2 separate regions of the Mus musculus genome follow, and region 1 is linked to region 2. The links are chromatin loops, found by intact Hi-C in ENCODE. Cell type or tissue: left cerebral cortex. All regions are shown on one strand. Links, peaks and the distances in the headings refer to the core of each region. The heading gives the core; the rest is flanking DNA. Region 1 overlaps Deptor (DEP domain containing MTOR-interacting protein). Region 2 overlaps Deptor (DEP domain containing MTOR-interacting protein).

Region 1 (5,380 bases), core at 142-5,141, 96 kb before region 2:
CCCAGGATTACAGGTGTGAGCCACCATATACATCCTGTCACAGGAATGTATTTGGGGGTCATTTCTCATGACTCCCGGCTCCATGCACAAGCAGGACATTACTGTTTTACTTGGGTAAATACTGTTTTAGCATATAGCATATGGTATGGCCGACTCTGAGAGAAATGTTCTTCCTGCATATGCTTGCAGTCTTAGAGTTTCCCTGTGACTTGTCAAACAGATGGCTGGACATCTGGCATAAGCCTGTGGAGGTTGTGACAGGAGGATTGGATCAAGTGTTTAAAGCCATGCTTGGCTACAAAGCAACTGGAAGGCCAGCCTGAGCTACATAAGATAATCTCTCAGAACAAAGAAGCTAACCAACCACACAAACAAACAAATGAGGTAGAGAGAGAGAGAGAGAGAGAGAGAGAGAGATTTGTTTTGTCTAGATTTGTCATGAGCCTTTGAAGGGTTCTTTTTAGAACTTTGATTCAATATTTGTGCTTCATTCACAAAACCATTGCCTACCACCTCCTGTGTGTGTGTGTGTGTGTGTGTGTGTGTGTGTGGGTGGTCTGAGACCAGCCCATTCTGCCTCTCTATACTCACATCTTTTCTGTTTACAGATTTATTTTTTCTTTCTATTCATTTTATGATGTATTTTAATTACTTAGTAATTATGTATAATGTGTGCTGGGATGGGGTGGGGAATGCTCACGTTATTACAGATACCCCAAACGATTAGAAAGGGCATTGGATCCCCTGGAGCTTGAATTACAGGTGGTTGTGAACTACCTAACCCATGTGGACTCTGAGAACCAAAATCTGGGCACAGGATCAGTATACGAGTATATATTCTTTGTTTTGTTTTTTGTTTTTCGAGACAGGGTTTCTCTGTATATCCCTGGCTATCCTGGAACTCACTTTGTAGACCAGGCTGGCCTTGAACTCAGAAATCCGCCTGCCTCTGCCTCTCGAGTGCTGGGATTACGAGTATATTCTTAACTGCTGAGGCGTCGCTTCAGCACTTTTCTTCATATTTTTATTCCTGTCTACATGCTCTATTATTTTAACCAGTCTTGAAAAAGTCATCCATATTTCTTGACGTAAAACTATGTTGAACACAAGCACTTAATTGCCAATCACGGAGGCAGTTCAAGGCCAGGCTGGTCTCCATAGCAAGTTCCTGAACAGTCTCACCACACAATAGAGAGAGCCTGTCTTTAAATTAATTAAATAAATAAATAATAAACAAAATTATGTAAAATGTGTGCCATGGCTCATTTCTTGCAGAAATCTGCTTATGAAGCTGCATATGTGCACACACATAGCAAAAATACATAAGCAGCTAGAGAGATCAGGTTCCTTGGAAAAGTAGCACTTGAGGACCATTCCAAACATATCAGAATAGTTTCCCAAATTCTCATTTACCTGTCAGCTAGCTTCCACAGTTCACTATTAGTTTCCCACCTTCAGTAATTGTCTGTTCATGCCAACCTAGAAAGAGACTTTTTGTTTTCATTTTATGCAAATGGGTGTGGTTGTGCATAATTGTGGTCCCAGCACTTGAGAGGCTGAGGCAGGAGGATCACAGCAAGTTGAAAATAAACCTGGTCTACCTAGCAACATCCAGGCCAGACGTGACTACACCATGAAGCTTTATCTCAAAACCAAGAAACATTGGAAGGTTTCAATTGTAAAACAAATTCAAACATCAAAAGGAAAGGCTCTGTGTTAAATGTCGTTTTGGTTTCAGACTCTTGCTTTAGATTCAGACCCTTTCAAGGACAAGTGATAGAGACCTGCTTTCTCTGGTTTCTCAGATCCCCAGGGACAGATTTTGGTCACTTTAGAACATCTGGAAGGGTCAGCAGTTTTGGTTTAAGTCAGCCACTCCTTTGTCACCAGGGTCACTCTGGCTGCGTGTTCGGCTTTCTGTGTTGTTTGCTTAAACTGTTGACTTTGGTTGAGATTCATGACGCAGTTTTTAAAGGGAAAAAAAACAGCAATTTCAACTACCCCATTTATTCTCTGGGTCCCACAAGCTGCTGCAACCTCTCGGAGGGAGCTGTTTTTCTGAAAAATATTTCCAACATTTCTTATGAAGATGGGCAGTGATTTTGAAGGTATTATTCACACCCTGCCTTCAGCAATGTTTGTTCTCTGAGGACTGCGACAGGGAACTGTCTGATGCAATTTAGCCAGCTGGTTAGCGAGACAGGAATAGAAAATTACAGAATCACCTTGAATTGAAAGCCTGTGAACCGGCTGTCTGAGATGAATGATGGGAAGTTTTGTTTTTTTTTTTAAATACCATGGCAAGTGGGATTGAACATTCACATAAAGTAGAGGCGTTTCCTCTCATTGGTATACTGAAAGGGGCTTTTGATTCTGAATCCAAGGACTGTTTTACCTGAGCGTCCCACTGGGCGGAGGTCACCCTGATGGATTTTGTTATCGAGACTCATTGCTATTTGCTGTCACTGGAATTGTAGCAGTCCATAAACAGCGTTCCCTTAGTGTCCATGTTTGGATCAGAGGTCATGCAGTTTGATGCATGCTTTACCAGTGGCCCTAAGACCCTGTAGGAGAGCAGGAGCAAGGCTGAGCTCAAGGTGGAAACATGTTCACCAAGCAGGTGCCCTTGCAAGGCTGCCCTTGGAAGAGCGAGGTTTTTTTTGAGTTATTAAAAGTGTTCAAATCCAGCAACCACATGGTGGCTCACAACCATCCGTAATGCTCCCAGCACTAAGCAGGCACACTTATGGTTGGGAGGTGAGAGAAGAGCCTGGGTCACGGAGGGAAGCCTACTTAGAGCCTAGCTTTGCAAAGTCTCAAATGCATGGAATCCAGGCTCACGCAAGCCCCTGAGGGTATAGGAAATGTCTTAGGTGATGTCTCCTCCTCACCCCCACCTCCACCCCAGCACCTCTGAAATCAGTGGAGAGCTGAGGAGGAAGGATAGAGCCATGTAATTCCCACTCCTCCACCCAAGTCTTAATTATTGAAAGGATACACATGTCTTGGCAGAAAACCTGGAAAACTGAAGGAGAAACCCACTCCAGACATGGCTTTGCTTGCCCCTCGCAGGGCTAGCCTCGGTACTCCTGTTTCTCTGTGCTGATCAGCTTGCCTTTTTTTCCAAACCTGCCAGTCCCATTTTCTTGGTATCTCCAGGCTTCACTAGTTCTGTGATTGTCTGTTTCTCGTTTTGCTTTTTGAGACAGAGTATAGCCTTAAACTCACTACATAGCTGAGGCTAGCCTGGAACAACTAACGTTCCTTTCTCCTCCTTCCCAAGTGCTGAATCACAGAGGTGCTCCACCGTATCCAGTGTGGGTCTACTAGTTTTAAACCTTTGTGTTTATGACTTCTAGGAAGACCAAGGATGTAGAAAGTATGTGTGGGAAAACTGGGAACTATTCTGGGCTCGTCTGTCCAAACTCCTTTAAGCCAGAATGCTCAATATTGTTCTTTGTTGAAGTGTTTCTTTGCACAAAGACAGTTTGAAAACTGCAGGTATTGTCATAACTGGGGGACTGAACCATCTGGCGAGGGTCACTTAATTCCTGCCAGGTGGAATGAGAAGGACAGAAATGTCCTTGTCCTTTATCTTGGCTTGTCCATGAAAGCTGGCGAGGGCCATCATAGGTTAGGGACACCTTTTGCACTCTGTTCTAGGAAAGTGACAAGGAGATGGATTTGGGCCTTGCCTGGATTTGAGGAAGGCAGTTTTAAATAAAAAGGGATGTTGGGTATGGCAAGCAGGCCATTGTTCACAGTCTGCATAGTTAGAGGTGTGGCTTTACGCTGGGTGTGGTGGCCCACAACTTTGATTCCCATCACTCAAACACAGCCAGGCAGTTCTCTATGAATTTCAGGCTAGCCTGGCCTACGTTAGAGGGTTCCTAAGCCAGCCAAAGCTACATAGTGAAACTCTCAAATCCCCACACTGCCAAAACTGAAGGGAGGGAAGCTCTAGCTCGGGGCACACTTCTCAACAGTCCTGTATGATGAGACCCTGCCTCTAGAACAAGTCCTAGGGTTCTGGGAATTTTATTTGCTTTTAAATTTAGGTCTATCAGGTAGGTGTCCTGGCACCCACCCATAATCCAAGCGCACAGAAGGCTAACTCTGGAGTACCTAAGGTTCAACCCTGGCCTGGGCCACACAGTGAGACTCTATCTCAAAACAAAAAGATCTAGATAAACTGCACATTAGTGAACAGTGATGAAGTTATGTGTCAGGAACACCTGCTCAGTGGCCAGCCTCTCCCTCCTCGACATCATGCCTATTTATATTGTATCTTGTATACAATATTGTGCATCCCGTTTGTCTACCAGGTATCTCAGCATCCAGTATGCCAGGCAGAATAACAGGGTATGCTTGCAGTGTGAAGATTGGTATCTCTTCATTGGAGTGGCTTTTTTTTTTTTTTTTCTAGAGCATTCCATTTCCATGGCTCATTTTTAGACTTCTGTTTCTGGCAATGAAAGAGAAGAGATGGAGGCAGAGGTATGGAGAATGTGTAACCTCTGGTCACATATCTAAAAATATCAACATTTCTCTCCCACGTTCCTGGGTATAATTTTTCCCTCTTTCTGGCCCTTCCCCGCCATCTGCTTCCATTTTTAAATTTTTATTGTTGTTAGTGTGTGTATAAGACAGAGGAAGCATATGTGTGTTATTGCGTGCATGCACGCATGTGTACATGCATGTGTTGTGTGCTTGCCACAGCACATGTGTAGATGACAGTTTGGAAGAGTCACTTTCTTCATCCTTACCTGGTGTCTAGGGATCAAACTCAGGTTGCCCGGCCCCTTTATCTTCTAAGCAATCTCAGTAAACCTACTCTGATGATTCCCTTGGTTTGTTTTGCTTTGTTTTTGAGACAGTTTTACACTAGATAGCCAAAGCTAGCATTGAACTCGCAGTGTAGCCGAGGTTAGCTATGAATTTGTAGCAATCCTCATTGCCAGCCTCCCACATGAGCCACCTGATCTAGCTGCATCTGTTGTTTGTTGTTTCTTTGCAACACTCGGAATGGCACCTAGGCCCTCTAGCATGCTAGGCTGGCTCTACACTGTCACCTGTCCCCACCCCAAGCACTGGTAAATAGACCCAGGGCCTTATATGTATTTGCTTAGGTAAGCTCTTAAGCTCTTTACCAATGAACCACACAAAGCTACTGTTTCCTTAAACAAGAAACATACCAGCTTCTGGAGGGATGTAGGGCCAGAGGGACTGGGGTGTCACCCTGCTCCCTGCTGTGCAGAATGAGTCAGTGGAAATAAAGAAGTTTTTTAGCACTGCACTCAGGGGTCACAAAAGGATAGTAAACGAAGTTCTTTCTCTCTTTCTCTCTGTAGTATTTCAAGATAAACACTACCTAATAATT
Region 2 (5,380 bases), core at 93-5,092:
TGAGCTCAGCGCTGGAGTTCCAGGCCGTCACACTTGATCTTTTATGTGGGTGCTAGAGATGCAAACACGGGCCTGCTGTTTGAACAGCACGCACAACTGACTGAGCCATCTCCCAGTCCTCAGGTTTGGACTTTAAGGCAGTGACTCTGAGATACTGTAATGGTGCCCGTATATATTTGTCCCTGAGTAGAGTGTAGCGCAGTGACAATGAGCTGAATTAGACTGTGAACTCTGGACAGCAGTGATATGTCAATGCAGGCTCATTGACCCTAACAAATATACCACTCAAGAAAGGGATATAGGAAATGAGAAGGGCTCTAGCAGAATATAAGAAGGAGAAAAAAACAAAACAAACAAACAAAAAAAACTGTGGTCTTGGCCTTTCCTATTCTCCTGTGTGTCTTGTTTAGGGTTTTATTGCCGTGGAGAGACACTGACCAAGGCAACCCATAAAAAGGAAAACATTTAATTGAGGCTGGTTTACAGTTTCAGGGGTTCAGTCGATTGTTGTCATAGCAGGAAGCATGGCAGCATGCAGACAGACATACTGCTGGAGAAGGATTTGAGAGTTCTATATCTTTATCTGAAGACAGCCAGAAAGAGACTGTCTTCCACAGGCAACAGGAGGAGACTCTGATTCCACACTGGGCAGAGTTTAGGCATAGGAAACCTCAAAGCCCACCCCTATGGTGACACCTTTCCTCCAACAAGGCCACACCTACTCAAACGAGGCCACACCTCTAAATAGTACCATTTCCTTTGGGGCCCATATTCAAACATAGACATGAGTCTGTGGGGGGGTGGCAAACTTATTTAAACCACCCCCATTGTGTTTGCATGGAACTCAGTTGTCCCATTTGGCTGTGATGATTTCAGGCTGATATCCCTATTAGCTATTACTGACTCCAAGTTCACTGCCTACCCCAAGTTCTCTTGGTTTGCCTGCCTGTTCTTTGACTCATTGTGAGCATGGTGAGAGTATAGCTCAGCACAATCGTGTGTCCTCTGTGTCTCCTTTCCTGTTAACCCCATCCCCATTTCTACCATATCAGCATTATTCCACAGGCCTGCCAGCACTGCCCATATATAGGTTCCACCTTTGACAAATGTATGATGATTAGCATACAGGTGTATTTTTGTACATAGGTGTGCACGTGCCATGACATTGCATGTGGAGGTCAGAGGACAAGTTTCGGGAGTCTGGATCTGTCGATCAACCTCGGGTCATCAGGTTTTTACAGGACAGTGAGCCATCTCAGAGGATCTGGTAGTGGGCCTGAGATTCCTCCTTGTTCATAATGCAGGCAGGTGAGATAAAGAGCTAGACATTATAGAAAAACAAAGGAGCAAGCTGGAGCCAGGCAACAATGATGCATACCCTTAGTCCTAACACTTAAGAGGCAGAGGCAGGCAGATCTCTGAGTGTGAGGCTAGCCTGGTCTACAGAGCGAGTTTCAGGACAGTCAGGGGTATGTAGGGAAACCCTGTCTCTCCCCACCTCACAAGGAACAAGCTGGGGAACCCCAGCACTGCTGCATTTACCCCACAAGTCCTGTCATACAGGCATCTCTGCATTTGAGTCTGTCATTTGTTTTTCTAATACTTACGTATGCCAGGAGCTCCCAGCAAGCACTTTGGTGTCTTACACACCCCAAACCTTCATCGGCCAAGCTTGTCCTTCATTCACGGTGATTTTGAAGTGTGTCCCCAAGGGACACCTATGACAGAATCTCTCCCAAGCTTTGGTATCATTAGCCTCTGAGACCCTTGGAGCACTGTTGGTCTCTAGGGATTATTGACTGGGGAAGACTGAATGTGGACAAGCAGAGGGGCAGAATAAGCTGGCTGGACCCCTACCTGGGTGCCTTTACGGCTGCCTCTCACCTTAGTCAACCTCAGTAGGGGTAGCCACCTCACTTCTACCTTCCAGACATCATGCACAAGTCTCCTGTGGCCAGCTAGAGCCTGGGACTCTCTCTACGTTAGGAAGAAACGAAATATATAGTGTTAGCCTGCTCAAGCTAATACTGCAAAGCTCTACTCTCTCATTCATGACTTTCCCAAGGGACAGTTCATAGAGAGTGCTCAGCACAGGTAGGAGGAAGAGTGAGCAAGGGTGAGACTCCACCAGGAAGGCAGAGGGAAGCCCAGCCTGGTAAGGGAGCATTTGATTATGTGCATGCTCCTGAGTGTCCCCACTGTTGTCTCCGTGAGCCCAACCTATCCAGGTCTCATTTTCTGTAGGTTCTTGTGCAGAAAATAAATAGTTTAAGCTAAGACTCCTGAAACAGAGGTGGTGGCACACACCTCCTAATCCCAGTACGAGAAAAGTGGAGGAAAGAGGCAACCTGGCTACATGAGACCCTCCCTCCCTGCCTCCTTCCCTCCCTCCCTCCCTCCCTCCCTCCCTCCCTCCCTCCCTCCCTCCCTCCCTCCCTCCCTCCCTCCCCCCCCCTCTCTCTTTCTTTCTTTCTTTCAAGTACACTGTAGCTGACTTCAGACATACCAGCAGAGGGCATCAGATCTCATTATGGATGGGGATGGTTGTAAGCTACCATGTAGTTGCTGGGATTTGAACTCAGGACCTCCAGAAGAGCAGTCAGTGCTCTTAACCACTGAGCCATCTCTCCAGCCTGAGGCCCAGTTTCAAAGAGAAAAAAAAAAAATGTTAGCTCAAGTGGTGCTTGCTTAGTTTGCATGAAGCTCTGGGTTTGATCCCAGCCAGTCTGGCACAGTGGCATGTGCCTGCATTACCCATATTTGAGATACTTGAGAGGTAGGAACAGGAGGATTAGAAATTCAAGGTCATAGTTGACTACATAGAAGAAAGTTTGAGGCCAGCTTAAGCTGTATGAACACCTATCCCAAAAAACAAAACAACAATAACAACAACAACAACAACAAAAAAAAAAAAACAGGAGAGAAACTACTTGTGTTTAGTATTTTCTTCTCTGAGCCTGTTTAAAAAAAAGATCTCAGTGACCCATGGCTGTGTACCCAACATGGCTAATTTCAGTAACTTTGTAAAAAAGACATAAATAACAAGACCAAATTGAAATGGGCTGTCTGGAAGATTTTCCTGGAAGCCTTTTCAAAAATCCATAAAGAAGTCTGTTTTCTAGGGTTAGCCTACAAATTTATCACTTTCTTGCATAAAGACAGTTTGGTCTTGGCTAGCAGTTCTGTGGCTTAGCACTGGAAGCCAACATGGAAGGCGTGGGAGGGAGCTGTTCTGGAGAAAGAGCATAGGATGTAGCTCTGTATGTGGTATATTCTGTAGGGGCAGAGGGAGAAGAGATGGGGGTCTGTTTTTTTTGTTTGGTTGGGTTTTTTTTTGTTTTGTTTTTTGGTTTTTGGTTTTGTTGCTAGGCCATGAGAATTGCCCGGTATGTATTATGTCTTCTAATTTTTGTCACAACTGAGCAGCTGGATATTAGCTGTATTTTGTTGTTGAGGCTGAAAGAATTGAGTCACAGTTGTGTAACTAATCGGCAGGAGCCAGAAGCCAACTAAAGCCAACTAGTCTAGGTCTATCTGGCTTCAGAATTAAGATCATCCATCTTATCCTGGAGTCCTTCAGATCTGTAGAAATGGTTCTGCTTTTCTGGTCTTCAGTGTCTCCATCTGGAAGAAAATAGTTTAGCCACCCCACCAGAGGTCATTTATGCTGTAGGAATGGAGGTCTGGAGGACTCCCAGTCACTACTAGCTCCATACAGGTCTGTGACTTGTATGAAAGGTATACCAAAGACAGAATAGCCCAGATGACATACTGGGCCATGTGCACTTCCTAAGTGCTAGACAGTGCTTTAGTCTTAGTCTGAAGCAAGTGTGGGACTCTGTTTTGTTCTCAGCTTTGTTTTGTTTTATATGTGAAGATTGGGTCTTAGGTAGCCCAGGCTGACCTTTGACCCTCTGACTGACATTCTGATCCTCCTCACAAGTGCTGGGATTAGAGGTGTGTCCAGTTTGCTATGTGGTGCTGAGCATACAACCCTTGGCTTTTTATATGCCAAACAATCACTTACACAACTGAGGTTCGCCCCCCAGAGCACCCTTTGGCCCATCAACATGAGTCGTGATCAGAGACAGTCCCAAGTAGCCTCAGCGACCGCCTCATTCTCTGATCCATAACTTATTCATCTGGAATGTGACAACATATTGCAAAAGAAAAAAAGGGATGCTGGAGCAGTAGACAGCTGCCAGGTTCTCTTCCCTGGAAATGCCCAGCAAAGGATACTTGAGGATGCTGTCCTGGTTCCTTTTCTGTTGTTATGAGAAAATACCCTGTCAAAAGCAACTTAAGGGAGAAAGGATTTGTTGTAGCTCATGGTTCACAACCCATCATTTCCAGTAAGTCAAGGCAGTAGGAGTCTAAGCTAGTCACATTATATCCACAGTCAAGACAAAGAAAGCCGTGAATTAATGCACCTGTGTACACAGTTCAGAGCCCCCCTCCTAGGGCACGGTGCTACCCCTGGTGGATGGGTCTTCCTACTTCAATAAACCTAATCAAGATAGTCCCTCAAAGACACTCTCAGGGGCTAACCTTTATCCATAGAGTCCCAACGCCCAGAGGTCTGCCTCCTAGGTATCAAGTTATTAATACTAGTCACTAGAGATCTTTACTACACCCAGAAAACCCCAGGTTGTCACCGCCCATTACTATGTAATCTTTTTACTTTCTTGCCACATGATTTCCAACTAGAGCTGAATGCAGATGGTATAATCCCAGCACTTGCGAGTAGAAGAATTAGGAGTAGAGAGTAGAGAACAGTAGTAGTTTGCTGTTCACTAAATAGCAAGTTGTAACCCAGCTTGGGTTACATCAGACACTGTCGCAAAAAGCTAGGGACAAGTTCAGCATGATGGCTCAGTGGATAAAGGTGCTCGCCAAAGCCTGATGACTTGACTAGGACCCACATGGTGGCAGAAAGGAACCTCTGACCTTCACACATGTACAATGCCCCACACGTGCCCACACTTGCAAAAATAAATAAAGGTAAAACCTTTTTTTTTTTTTTTAATCAACAGGTAGAGACAAATTAAAAAGGCCATCACCTACGCAGATTAAATGCATGACAACACATTCCTAGAGCTAGGGACCAAAATACATCTGTGTCACATTAAAGAATGAAATCACAGATTTCCTCTTGGTTTATTTTAAACATTAGTCCAAGTTTGAATTCTCCACTTCTCCCTGGATCATCTCTCTGTAGCTTATCATCTCTAATGTGTTTTGAGTCTCTTTAGTATATCTTATGCCTGCTGATGTCTGTCTTGTCATGACCAAGGACTTTGTTTTCTATTGAGCAGCACAGAAATTATTGCATGGGGAAAGAAAGAATGAGGGATACTTTATAGCCATCTTCGACAAAGTT

Evidence for each region. A loop is a pair of places that touch in the nucleus more often than their neighbours do. Peaks named below come from ENCODE experiments on the same cell type or tissue, not always from the same donor. Only the 100,000 strongest peaks of a DNase experiment are listed, where the experiment ranks them.
Region 1: a loop joins it to region 2, with 1.8 times the contacts of the local background. A loop is called at or near these places in 2 of 42 quality-filtered maps.

Annotation. Positions count from the first base shown.
Region 1 is chr15:55,137,350-55,142,729 of GRCm38, forward strand. The region is part of intron 1 of Deptor (DEP domain containing MTOR-interacting protein); the gene reads left to right. Among named protein-coding and RNA genes, the nearest start is that of Gm9920, 26 kb to the left of the region's middle. In left cerebral cortex, for the core only: no CTCF peak of the experiment used is centred there; DNase peaks (open chromatin) are centred at 212, 523 and 2,152.
Region 2 is chr15:55,233,035-55,238,414 of GRCm38, forward strand. All of the region lies in intron 8 of Deptor (DEP domain containing MTOR-interacting protein), which reads left to right. Among named protein-coding and RNA genes, the nearest start is that of Gm26296, 27 kb to the right of the region's middle. In left cerebral cortex, for the core only: no CTCF peak of the experiment used is centred there; DNase peaks (open chromatin) are centred at 2,707 and 3,186; H3K27ac peaks cover 261 bases.